Linked DNA regions of Homo sapiens: region 2 is linked to region 1. The links are chromatin contacts, found by Hi-C or POLR2A ChIA-PET in ENCODE. All regions are on one chromosome and are shown on one strand. Each heading gives the region's core, a stretch centred on a gene start or an enhancer-like site at or near the end of the contact. The rest is flanking DNA. Distances are from core to core; before and after follow the strand shown. Region 1 holds the start of TNFRSF12A (TNF receptor superfamily member 12A). Region 2 holds the start of ZNF263 (zinc finger protein 263).

Region 1 (5,556 bases), core at 2,932-5,431:
CTTCTCGTGGGCAAAATGGACACTTAATGCTTTAGCATTTATTATTCTTTCTAGTTATGTGACAGGCACTGGCTGATGACAGTGACTGTGCAAGCAGCCCTGCCCTGGCTATCCTGAATGCAAATGAAAGATAACAGGATGAAACCTATACAATGACAGTCCAAGGCCAGAGCCAGTGATCAGGCTGCAAGGCGGCAAAAAGCAGGATGACAGGACGGTGCGATTTCCAAGCAGTTTCCGTGTAGAATGGTTCAATTCTAGCCCTGAGTTTAAGGCTCAAAACTTGTCCATTTGTTTTGTTTGTTTGTTTGAGACGAGGAGTCTCGCTCTGTGGCCCAGGCTAGAGTGCAGTGGTGCCATCTCCACTCACTGCAACCTCTGCCTCCCAGGTTCAAGCGATTCTCCTGCCTCAGCCTCCCAAGTAGCTGGGATTACAGGTGCACACCACCACGCCCGGCTAATTTTTTTTTTTTTTTTTTAAGACGGAGTCTCGCTCTGTCGCCCAGCCTGGAGTGCAGTGGCGGGATCTCGGCTCACTGCAAGTTCTGCCTCCCCGGTTCACGCCATTCTCCTGCCTCAGCCTCCCGAGTAGCTGGGACTACAGGCGCTCACCACCACGCCCGGCTAATTTTTTTGTATTTTTAGTAGAGACGGGGTTTCACTGTGTTAGCCAGGATGGTCTCGATCTCCTGACTTCGTGATCCTCCCGCCTCAGCCTCCCAGAGTGCTGGGATTACAGGCATGAGCCACCACACCTGGTCTTAATTTTTGTATTTTTAGTAGAAACAGGGTTTCATCAAGTTGGCCAGGCGGGTCTCGAACTCCTGACCTCAGGTGATCTGCCCGCCTCAAGCCTCCCAAAGTGCTGGGATTACAGGTGTGAGCCACCGTGCCCAACCAAAACTTGTTAATTTCAACACTAAGATTGGAGATCCTAAGCTTCCTCCCACCACCCAATGTCCCTCACAACTTGGTTCCACACCCCAGGCTGGCAGACACCAGGACCAGGAGAGATGAAGAAAAGCATCATTAATCCCCCATCTAAAAGCAGTTCCTCCCCCAAAGCCAGTGGATAACTCCCTGGCCCCACCCTTCTGACCTGCCCTAGGCGCCGGAGAGCATAGCCTCAAGGCTGAGGGCCTTTTCCTATGAATTCTAGACGAAAATGCCGTGCTAGACTCCCCTCAACACCAGTTCTCCCACCGCCACCTGGCCTGCACCTGTGTCCCCTCAGTGTTGGAGGTCGTGGAGGGAATCACTTCTGACTAGGGCCGGGCTGTGGCCTCCCACTGCCCAGAGTACTTTCATTGTACGGCTTGGACCTAAACTTTTCCCGGCCGGCAGCGGTCGGAGGGCAGGCTCTACTCATTAGCCGGGGGCCCCAGGCCTGGGCGGAGCAGACCACCTTGGGGAGACTGGCTGGGGCACGGTGCCCCAGCGCTCAGGTCCGGCCCTTAGGCCTCTGGCCGAGTTAGGGTCGGGGCCGCGCTGGTATAGGCGCCCAGGCCTCTCCCCTCTGAGTGTGCCCCTGCCCCTTTCTTTTTCATGCACTGCATGAAAAAGACTCTGTCCGAGGGCGCCCCGGCCCACCCGACCACCCCAGCCTGGGAGCCGCGCGCCCTGGAGGGGTTCTATAGCTGCAGTGGCCGCAAGGTCCGCTCCCCCAGGTGAGGGGGAGGGGGGAGGGGCGCCCCGCCCCGAGAGGCAAGGCAGGTGGGGGAGGGGCGCCAGGGGTTTCGGAGTCTTTGTCCCTGGGGAGGGGGGAGGGGCGTTTAACCCTTGGGAGCCCCGAAGGACCCTATCACCTCGGAGGCTTGGGCGCGGACCGGCCGACCCCCTCAGGGACTCGCCCATCCAGGTGGCCGCAGCCCGAGTTCGCACGCACCCCTACCCACGCCGCCACCACCCTGCACCCGGCCCCAAGAGGCGTCTCTCCAACACGCACACTAGCCCCGGACTCACCTGCGAAGGAGATAAGGGAAATTCCTAGGCCGAGTGTCGGGACAGGGGCGGAGGCGGGGGTCTTAAAGAAGCGGTGACGTCACTGGACCACCGCCCCGGAGGAGGGGCAGAGACCCTGTCCCTGACGGCAGCGGGCGTGCGAATCCCAGGCTTGTCAGAGGGGGGCGCTGGAGGCTGGGGTCGCTGGGCCCGCCTCGGGCTGGCAGACGTCCAGACTCACCCAGGGTGAGGGCGCCAGGCTTAGGGTAGAACAGAGCTTGAGACTCCGCTTCACCACTTAAGCAGCGCGGTGACATGGGGAACTCACCTAACCTTCCCGAGCCTTCGTTTCCTACTCTGCAAAATGGAGATAACAAGTCTGCATTTTATTATGTAACTACGTCCTAAGGTACAAATTAAAGGGCATACTATTGGTATTATTTTAGAGAAATATTTTCACTGTGTCACCCAGGCTGGAGTGCAGTGGTGCGATCACGGCTCACTGCAGTCTCGACCTTCTGGGCTCAAGCGATCCTCCCGCCTCAGCCTCCTGAGTAGCTGGGACTACAGGCAGCACACGCCACCGTGCCCAGCTAATTTATGTTTTGTTTTGTATAGACAGGGTCTTGTTATATTGCCCAGGCGTCTCGAACTCCCGGACTCAAGCGATCCGCCCGCCTTGGCCTCGCACTGCGCTGGGATTACCGGCTTAAGCCACCGCGCCCGGCCAGATAATATTATTTTTATGTTGCTGGTTTTTTGTTGTTGTTGTTGTTTGTTTTTGAGATGGAGTCTCGCTCTCTCGCCAAGGCTGGAGTGTGGTGGCGCGATCTTGGCTCACTGCAAGCTCTGCCTTCCGGGTTCACGCCATTCACCTGCCTCAGCCTCCAGAGTAGCTGGGACTACTACAGGTGCCCGCCACCACCCCCGACTAATTTTTTTGTATTTTTAGTAGAGACGGGGTTTCACCGTGTTAGCCAGGATGGCCTCGATTTCCTGACCTCGTGATCTGCCCGCCTCGGCCTCCCAATGTGCTGGGATTACAGGCGTGAGCCACCGCGCCCGGCCTGTTTTGTTTTTTGAGATGGAGGCCCTCTCTGTCGCCCAGTCTGGAGTGCAATGGCGCTATCTCGACTGACTGCAACCTCCGTCTCCCAGGTTCCAGAAATTCTCCTGCCTCAGTCTCCCGAGTAGCTGAGATTACAGGCGCCCACTACCACGCCCGGCTAACTTCTTTCTTTTTTTTATTTTTAGTAAAGACGGGGGTTCACCAAGTTGGCCAGGCTGGTCTCGAGCTCCTGACCTCAGGTTTAATTGTTATACCCCCCGGGCCCTTAACAAAGCTGTAGTGGCCAGGCTAACCTGGGCAACATAGTAAGACCCTGGTCTCTACAAAAAATACAAAAATTAGCCGGACGTGGTGGGGCAGGGCCTGTGGTCCCAGCTACTTGGGAGGCTGAGGTGGGAGGCTCACCTGAGCCCAGAGAGCCGTGATCGTACCACTGCACTCCAGGCTGAGCAAGAGTGAGACGCAATCTCAAGGGGAGGTGGGGGGAAGGAAGCTGCAGTGATCTCTGCATGGATTGGTCGTGTGTCTGATTTCTTTTTATTGTTTGTTTGTTTGTTTATTTATTTATTTATTTATTTATTTATTTATTTGAGACGGACTCTCACTCTGTCGCCCAGGCTGGAGTGTAGTGGCGCGATCTCGGCTCACTGCAACTTCTGCCTCCCGGGTTCAAGAGATTCTCCTGCCTCAGCCTCCTGAGTAGCTCGGATTGCAGGCGCGCGCCACCACGCCCGGCTAATTTTTGTATTTCGAGTAGAGACGGCGTTTCACCACGTTGGTCAGGCTGCTCTCGAACTCCTGACCTCGTAATCCGCCTGCCTCAGACTCCCAAACTGATGGGATTAAAGGCGTGAGCCACCGCGTCCGGCCGTTCGTGTCTGATTTCTATATGTGCTGCCGAAGCGAGCACTCGTGTCTAATTTTTGATTTCCCCACACCACGCACGCTGGACTAGATCACCGGCTGGGCAAGGAAGGGGGTCTGCGTCCCTGCGGGGTCCTGGCAGCTCCCGCGCCAGGACTTTGTTGAATGAATGACTGAACTGAGCGGGCGCCGCGGGGCGGGGCGTCCCGAAGCGGACCTCAAGGCGGGCGGAGGCGAGAGCTCCGCCCCGGAAGGCGGGGGCGGGGGCGGGGCGGCGGCCGTGGGTCCCTGCCGGCCGGCGGCGGGCGCAGACAGCGGCGGGCGCAGGACGTGCACTATGGCTCGGGGCTCGCTGCGCCGGTTGCTGCGGCTCCTCGTGCTGGGGCTCTGGCTGGCGTTGCTGCGCTCCGTGGCCGGGGAGCAAGCGCCAGGTACGCGGGACTCCGGGGTCGGGGAACCCCGGGCCGGGGCTCGGGAGCCGGACTGGGTGTCTGGAGAACAGCGCCGAACTGGGGGAACAGGCGGATGTGGGGATCTGGGGTCAGGTGGCCTTCAAACAGCTCGCTCCCGGCTGTGGGAAGTTCCATCACTCTCCAAGCTTCATTCACAATCCGGGCCTCAGTTTCTCCCACCGTCCAATTGGGGTTGGGGGGGGTCTTCAGTTCCACAAGTCCGAAGTACTTCGAATGGAGAGAGAAAGTGAGTGAGGGCGGGATGTTTAGTCTAGGAAGGGGCACGCCCCCAGCCTGGTCCGTACAGGGTCTAACTAGCCCCAGTGATCGACGAGTTGGGGAGGCCGTCGAGAGGCACTAGGGTCTGTGCCCTCTATACCATGTGGGGTGCCCCCTTCCATCCGGTGACTTCAGTGCCCAGCTATGCGGGGGGAGGGACTGGGGTCGGGCCCGGTGCCCAGGAGTGAGTCACCCGCCGGCGGCAGGGGGGTTGTGGGGACCTGACCCCCCCCACCCCCAGCGTCCCGCGCTACGCCCTCCCTCCCGGAGCTGCCGTGTCCCGGTCGGGCCGTGCGGTCACCTGTGAGGAATGCGCGGGGAGGGCGCCGGTGACTCACGTTATTCGAGCCGGCCGACCCTGACCTCAGACCCCAGAATAGCCGAGTCCCGCCCCCAGCCTCTGACCCGAGGCCCCCTCCCCAGGCACCGCCCCCTGCTCCCGCGGCAGCTCCTGGAGCGCGGACCTGGACAAGTGCATGGACTGCGCGTCTTGCAGGGCGCGACCGCACAGCGACTTCTGCCTGGGCTGTGAGTGGGGGGCAGGGCCAGTGGCCAGCGGACCCCAGACTGGGAGGGAGGGTGGCTGGTGCGCAGAGCGGGGCCGAGAGCTTTGCATCTGGGAAATCATTCGGGAGGAGGTGGGAGCTGGGAGGGGGCTCCGGTCAGGGAGGAGGCCACGTTTGGGAGAAGGCAGAAGGCTCAGTCTTAGGGGGCGGGGCTGGCCTGGAGAGGGGCGAGGTCTGACTCCGAGTCCCGCCCCCAGGCGCTGCAGCACCTCCTGCCCCCTTCCGGCTGCTTTGGCCCATCCTTGGGGGCGCTCTGAGCCTGACCTTCGTGCTGGGGCTGCTTTCTGGCTTTTTGGTCTGGAGACGATGCCGCAGGAGAGAGAAGTTCACCAGTAAGTGTGCCCTGGCCTGCCCAGCCCTGTCAGCACTCGACCTTTTCTCTGCT
Region 2 (5,667 bases), core at 2,089-4,588, 260 kb after region 1:
AAAGTAGCAGTTCTTAGTCTTTTTGGCGGTTTTTAGAACTTGATGAAAGCTATGAACCCACTTACTAGAACATACAGATACACACACACACACACACACACACACACACACACACACACACACACATCCAATTTTGCATACAGTATCAAAAGGTTTACAAAAATCTCCAAACCCATCCATGGATCCTCTGGAACTGCATTGGCCAGTATGGTAATACTTGGCAAGACTAACTCCATTTTAAGTGCCCATTGGCTACCATCACAGAAAGTTCTATTGGATAGCACTGCTCCAGACATGGAGGCAGCTTAAGAACCCTGGCCCTGGCCGGGTGCAGTGGCTCACGCCTGTAATCCCAGCACTTTGGGAGGCCAAGGTGGGCGGATCACCTGAGGTCAGGAGTTCAAGAGCAGCCTGGCCAACATGGCAAAACTCTGTCTCTACTAAAAATACAAAAATTAGCCGGGTGTGGTGCGTGGTGCCTATAATCCCAGCTACTCGGGAGGCTGAGGCATGAGAATCGCTTGAACCTGGGAGGCGGAGGTTGCAGTGAGCTGAGATCCCACCACTGCACTCCAGCCGGGGCGATAGAGCGAGACTCCATCTCGAAAAAACAACAAAAAACCCCTACAAATCTGCTGGCCTGTTAACACCACTCCTAGTCTAATACCAGCTAGTCTGTTTTCCACATACTGGCAGATCACAAAGAATTGGAGGAGGACTACTACCACCACTGATTTTGAATAACCCTGAAAGTTCATCTTTTTTTAAAAAATTAAATTATTATTGCTATTTTTTGAGATGCAGTCTTGCTGTCGCCCAGGCTGGAGTGCAGTGGCACAATCTCAGTTCACTGCAACCTCTGCCTCCCAGGTTCAAGTGATTCTCCTGCCTTAGCCTCCCCAGTAGCTGGAAATACGGGCGTGCGCCACCATGCCCGGCTAATTTTTTTGTATTTTTAGTAGAGACGAGGTTTCACCGTGTTAACCAGGAGATGATCTCGATCTCCTGACCTCGTGATCCGCCTATCTTGGCTTCCCAAAGTGCTGGGATTACAGGCGTGAGCCAGCGCACCTAGCCTAAATTCATCTACTTTTAAGTACCTATAAATAGCATAAAATCAAAAGGACCTTAGATAGAAAATGATTAATCCCTCATTCTCCCTATCTCAAGGTATGTGTAGTTCTGCAAACATTCCCATGCCACAGATTCTGCAATAATAATCTGAGTGGCTTTTCTTTTTTGAGATAAGGCACACATTCAGGAACTTGCTGTGCATGCGTAACAGCTACTATTTATCGGATTCATACTATGTGCCAGGTACTGTTCTAAGCATCCTGTGTAGCTCCGCTCATTTCATCCTAACCCAGTGATATGAGGTGAGGTGCGTATAGTAGTCCCTCAAAACAAATGAGGAAACTGAAGTTTGGGGTTTAGTGAGATTACATAAGTTGCCTGAGATTACATAGTAAATGTCAGAGAAAAGTGGTTTTGAGGCTAGAGTCTTCTGCAATTGGTTATGAGTCTAGAATCTATGTCTCTTGAAATAGGAATGTCCAATGATCGTGCCATTGCACTTCAGCCTGGGCGACAGAGCAAGACCCTATCTCAAAAACAAAAGAACAGGAATGCCTAAAACCACCAGAATGGTCCTAGGGAGCAAACAAGGCTTTCCAAACTGGACCTTGAGTGCTATGGGGTCGCTGGCTCTGCATCTGCCACGACAGCCTGTGGATCTGTCATCTTCCCTGGAATAAAATTTTTAAAAAAGGCCAGGCGTGGTGGCTCACGCCTGTAATCCCAGCACAGTGGGAGGCTAAGGCGGGCAGATCACTCGAGGTGAGGAATTTGAGACCAGCCTGGCCAACATGGTGAAACCCCGTCTCTACTAAAAATACAAAAATTAGCCGGGCGTGGTGGTGGGCGCTTGTAATCCCGGCTACTCAGGAGGCTGAGGCAGGAGAATCGCTTGAACCCGGGAGGGGGAGGTTTCAGTGAGCCGAGACTGCGCCATTGCACTCCAGCCTGGGCAACAAGAGCGAAACTCCGTCTCGGAAAAAAAAAAAAAAGAAAAAAACTAAAATATCAGTACTCTTTTCACTTAGTCATCACAAACCCCTTTAATCCCATATTACCCTCTACTATCATGGTAGCCTCACCTTTGACGACAGACTAGCTGTGTGACCCAAGTAAATGACTTCAGTGCCACCACCTGTAGGAAGGGGCTGCTAATAGCATCTGCTTCATACTAACGTGTTTTCAGGATCGATCTGCATATAAACGCTCAATACACGGTAACTGATTGTCACATTCTATCCCAGGACGCTTCCATTTGCGGATCTCATGGCCCGGAGGACCTGGGCCGCCTCACAACTGGGCAGCCCCGCTCACCGACACAAAGCCCACAACCGCGCCCAATAGGGAATCGGCCCTGCGGCCCTCCTGCCACTCGCCCCCAACTATCACAGTCCACGGCGGAGCTGGAGGCAGATCCCGCCCTTGCAGGGCTGGGTAAGAGACTGAAACTTGGAGAATGAACTGCAGGCGCTGCACATCTCGGGCAGATTTAAAATTCGGTCTAAAATCGGAAGCAGGTGCCGCGAACCCAGACCCGAGCGCTCCTCTGGGACGTCCAGCCGCAGAAGCGAGCCCAAAGCCCAGCAGGGTTCTCCGCGGGACTCGGGGTTTCAGAACCGCCGGGCTCTTGGGCGCTCGCCCAGGGCGCACGCGCAGTCGCGAGGCCGCGCCGCGGACTGCATCTCCCAGCAGGCCCCGCGCAGCAGGCCACGCGGCGCCACTGACTGGGCGGGCGGCTAGCTCCCTGGCCTCCCCGACATGCCGAGGAGCCCCTGGCTTCCGGAGCCGACGAGGCCGCAGGGGCCAATGGGACCATCTTCAGCCAGCCCAGAGTAGCCGAAGCGGGTGGGGCCTGGCTTGGGAAAGGATTCATCCGGGGAAGCTGATTAACAATTCAGATTTCCGGGTCTCACCCCGACACTGACGCACTGGAGAGCGCGTGGCCCTGGGATCTGCGTTTTCCCAAGCGCTCCGGAGTAATTCTAACCCAGGTTGCCCGCCAGTCACAACGACCTCAGGCTTGTTTTCTTCGCTTGGATCCAGCTGCCCTGCCCCCAGTCACTCCCAGAATTTCAGGGCGCGCCCCGTGGCCCCGCCTCTCGTCTCCAATTGGTCCCTCGCTCATCCAGTCCCCGTAGGCCAATCTTCCCTTCTCATTGGTAGGCGGTGAGTGTGTGGAGAAACCTGACCTAATGGGCGCTGGAGTTCGCAAAACGTGACCCGGAAATTGGTCACGAGCAGGCGCCGTGGGCTTGTGGACGCCTAACTTGCGCGCTGAGATTTCCGGCGTGGGAGCAGAGGTCTGAGTCTTGCGTGGGTCCTCTATATAGGGTGAGAAGCGTGGCGCTCGGTTCCTGCCTCGGGGAAGTCCTGGCGCAGATGGGCCACGGGGCCGGCGTGGCGGCGCCTGGGACCGACTGAGGCCTAGGCGCCGGAGCCGGCCGCGCCTGGGCTGGAGCGGGGCTCCTCGGCCTGGACTGGGAGCCCCCGGCCCCGGGCTCCTGCTGGCGCCGTCCAACCTTACATGGGTTCAGGGCGCCTTCGTAGGCGGGCACGGCTGGTTTCGGGCTAAGGCGCTCTGGAGACCTGACGATGGCGTCGGGCCCGGGCTCCCAGGAACGGGAAGGGCTCCTGATAGTGAAGCTGGAGGAGGACTGCGCCTGGAGCCAGGAGCTGCCCCCACCTGACCCAGGACCGAGCCCCGAGGCCTCCCACTTGCGCTTCAGACGGTTCCGCTTCCAAGAGGCAGCTGGTCCCCGGGAAGCCCTCAGCCGGCTCCAAGAGCTTTGCCATGGGTGGCTTCGGCCTGAGATGCGCACGAAGGAGCAGATCTTGGAGCTGCTGGTGTTAGAGCAGTTCCTGACCATCCTGCCCCAGGAGATCCAGAGCAGGGTGCAGGAGCTGCATCCGGAGAGCGGCGAAGAAGCGGTGACCCTTGTGGAGGATATGCAGAGAGAGCTTGGGAGACTGAGACAACAGGTGAGAGAGAGAGAGAGCTGTTTTATCTGTGGTTTGTTTAGCCCTGAGCACTGGGACATTGCGCCCCCGGTCGAATTCAAGTAAATTGCCCTGAGTAGACCTTACGTGGGGAAGAGGACTTGTGATTTAACCTGGAACACTCATCCTCCAGATTTTCCCCCAAATGAACGAAAGCAGTGAAGAGTGCCCTGTTTCCACGCGGAGGCGGTGTCCCTGCAACAGTTAGTGTTAGCCATGGAGTTAGATCGCCAGCGTTCAAATCCTCAATCTGCTAGTACTAGCTTTGTTACTTTGGCAAGTTACTTGATCTCTTTCGGCCTGTTTTCCTATTCGTAAAATGAGGATATTAACATACTTTCTAGGGCTTAGAGGGAGAGCAGCATGTAAAGTTGTGAACACTACTAGCTTATGAGTGCTTAGTACTTGTTACCTGTTGTTATGTTAGGGTCCACGGTCTGGTCTTCTCTGCAAAGCTGGGCCTCCGTTAATTGTGAACTTTGAAAGATAATTTGGCACCGAGGCCCTGAGGTCATTGGTCCCCAGGGCTACCCCAATTTAGCCTATCCTATAGTGAGGAATAGAAGCACCTAGAAAAGGTGGGGAGAGCAAAAGGGAGTGAGGTGTATCTTAAGAGCTGTGTGGGGAAGGTGTGCTCTGGGAGTGGGCCCTTTCCCTAACCCCTCCCCCTGCACATGGGATCAAAAAAGCCTTTAGTGTAAACCATTTTTCTGTTACCTGGGCCCAAAGGGATCGCCTGAGGTTCTCTGTTGAAGGTTTGCTCTCAGTATCCTATACTAATTTCCCTTCCTCTTGGGCCCTGTTGTGATGATGAGTGATGTGGGTTGGTTCCCAGGTCACAAACCATGGGCGGGGAACAGAAGTGCTTTTGGAGGAGCCTTTGCCTCTGGAAACAGCACGAGAGTCACCGAGCTTCAAGCTGGAGCCAATGGAGACTGAGCGAAGCCCTGGCCCCAGGCTGCAGGAGCTGCTAGGCCCCAGCCCCCAAAGGGACCCCCAGGCTGTAAAGGAGAGGGGTGAGGCACAGTTATCTGGGCAGGTGGGAGGGAGGAGGGGCTTGGGGGTTGCCCCCGACACTAGCTGGATGTAGCAATGATGCGAAGGAGAAGGAATTTCTGAAGATCAGGTTCTCACCTGTGGAATGAAAGACCTGCAGTTGGTGGTGTGGGTTCTCCTGGGGCTGGGGGAAGGGAAGGGAGTCTCAGTAGAGCCCTTTTTTATGCAGAACAGAGGCGATTTAGAACCACTTGAATGACGCAGGGTTTGGAGTGCTACTCTTGGTACTCCTTCCCTCTCACCCTGTCATTTTGGATATCAGCTGATTAGGCCTCTGTGCAGTTTAGCGTCATTCCCAAAAGCAGAGGCTGGGTGTTGGGGAATGGATACTGTGTTTTAATAATCCTTGGGTTGCCAAGAGTTAGGAATGCCATTCTCATTATAATTTCTGTCACCTTCAGCATTATCTGCTCCCTGGCTTTCTCTTTTTCCTCCTGAAGGGAACATGGAAGACAAGGAGATGACTGGGCCCCAGGTGATGTGGAAGTTTCCATTGTCTCCCCCCAGCACCCTTCCTCCCCTGAGTGTTGGGGGTGGGGG

The links. A loop is a pair of places that touch in the nucleus more often than their neighbours do. ChIA-PET counts read pairs that join two places held with the same protein, here RNA polymerase II (POLR2A). Pooled maps may share reads with other maps.
Region 2: a loop to region 1 is called in a map of sigmoid colon, with 9 times the contacts of the local background. The contact joins the promoter of ZNF263 here to the promoter of TNFRSF12A in region 1. A Hi-C loop is called at or near these places in 6 of 168 maps with a recorded cell type or tissue (B cell, CD8-positive, alpha-beta T cell, aorta and 3 more), 7 of 37 single-sample maps with no recorded cell type and 18 of 50 pooled maps. POLR2A ChIA-PET finds 5 or more read pairs at or near these places in 7 of 52 experiments (CD4-positive, alpha-beta T cell, Caco-2, HepG2 and 3 more).

The regions. Positions count from the first base shown.
Region 1 is chr16:3,016,187-3,021,742 of GRCh38, forward strand. It overlaps TNFRSF12A (TNF receptor superfamily member 12A), which reads left to right and starts at 4,182. Exons shown (of 4, transcript NM_016639.3): 1 at 4,182-4,305; 2 at 5,029-5,133; 3 at 5,369-5,503. The coding sequence starts at 4,212. It overlaps CLDN6 (claudin 6), which reads right to left and starts at 1,997. Exons shown (of 2, transcript NM_021195.5): 1 at 1,963-1,997. RefSeq lists enhancers at 805-1,401, 2,596-3,191, 3,960-4,604, 4,511-5,556, 5,250-5,556 and 1 more and silencers at 4,031-4,250, 5,101-5,270.
Region 2 is chr16:3,280,153-3,285,819 of GRCh38, forward strand. It overlaps ZNF263 (zinc finger protein 263), which reads left to right and starts at 3,339. Exons shown (of 6, transcript NM_005741.5): 1 at 3,339-4,053; 2 at 4,907-5,087; 3 at 5,529-5,602. The coding sequence starts at 3,667. RefSeq lists enhancers at 2,312-2,817, 2,928-3,117, 3,828-4,331 and a silencer at 3,488-3,647.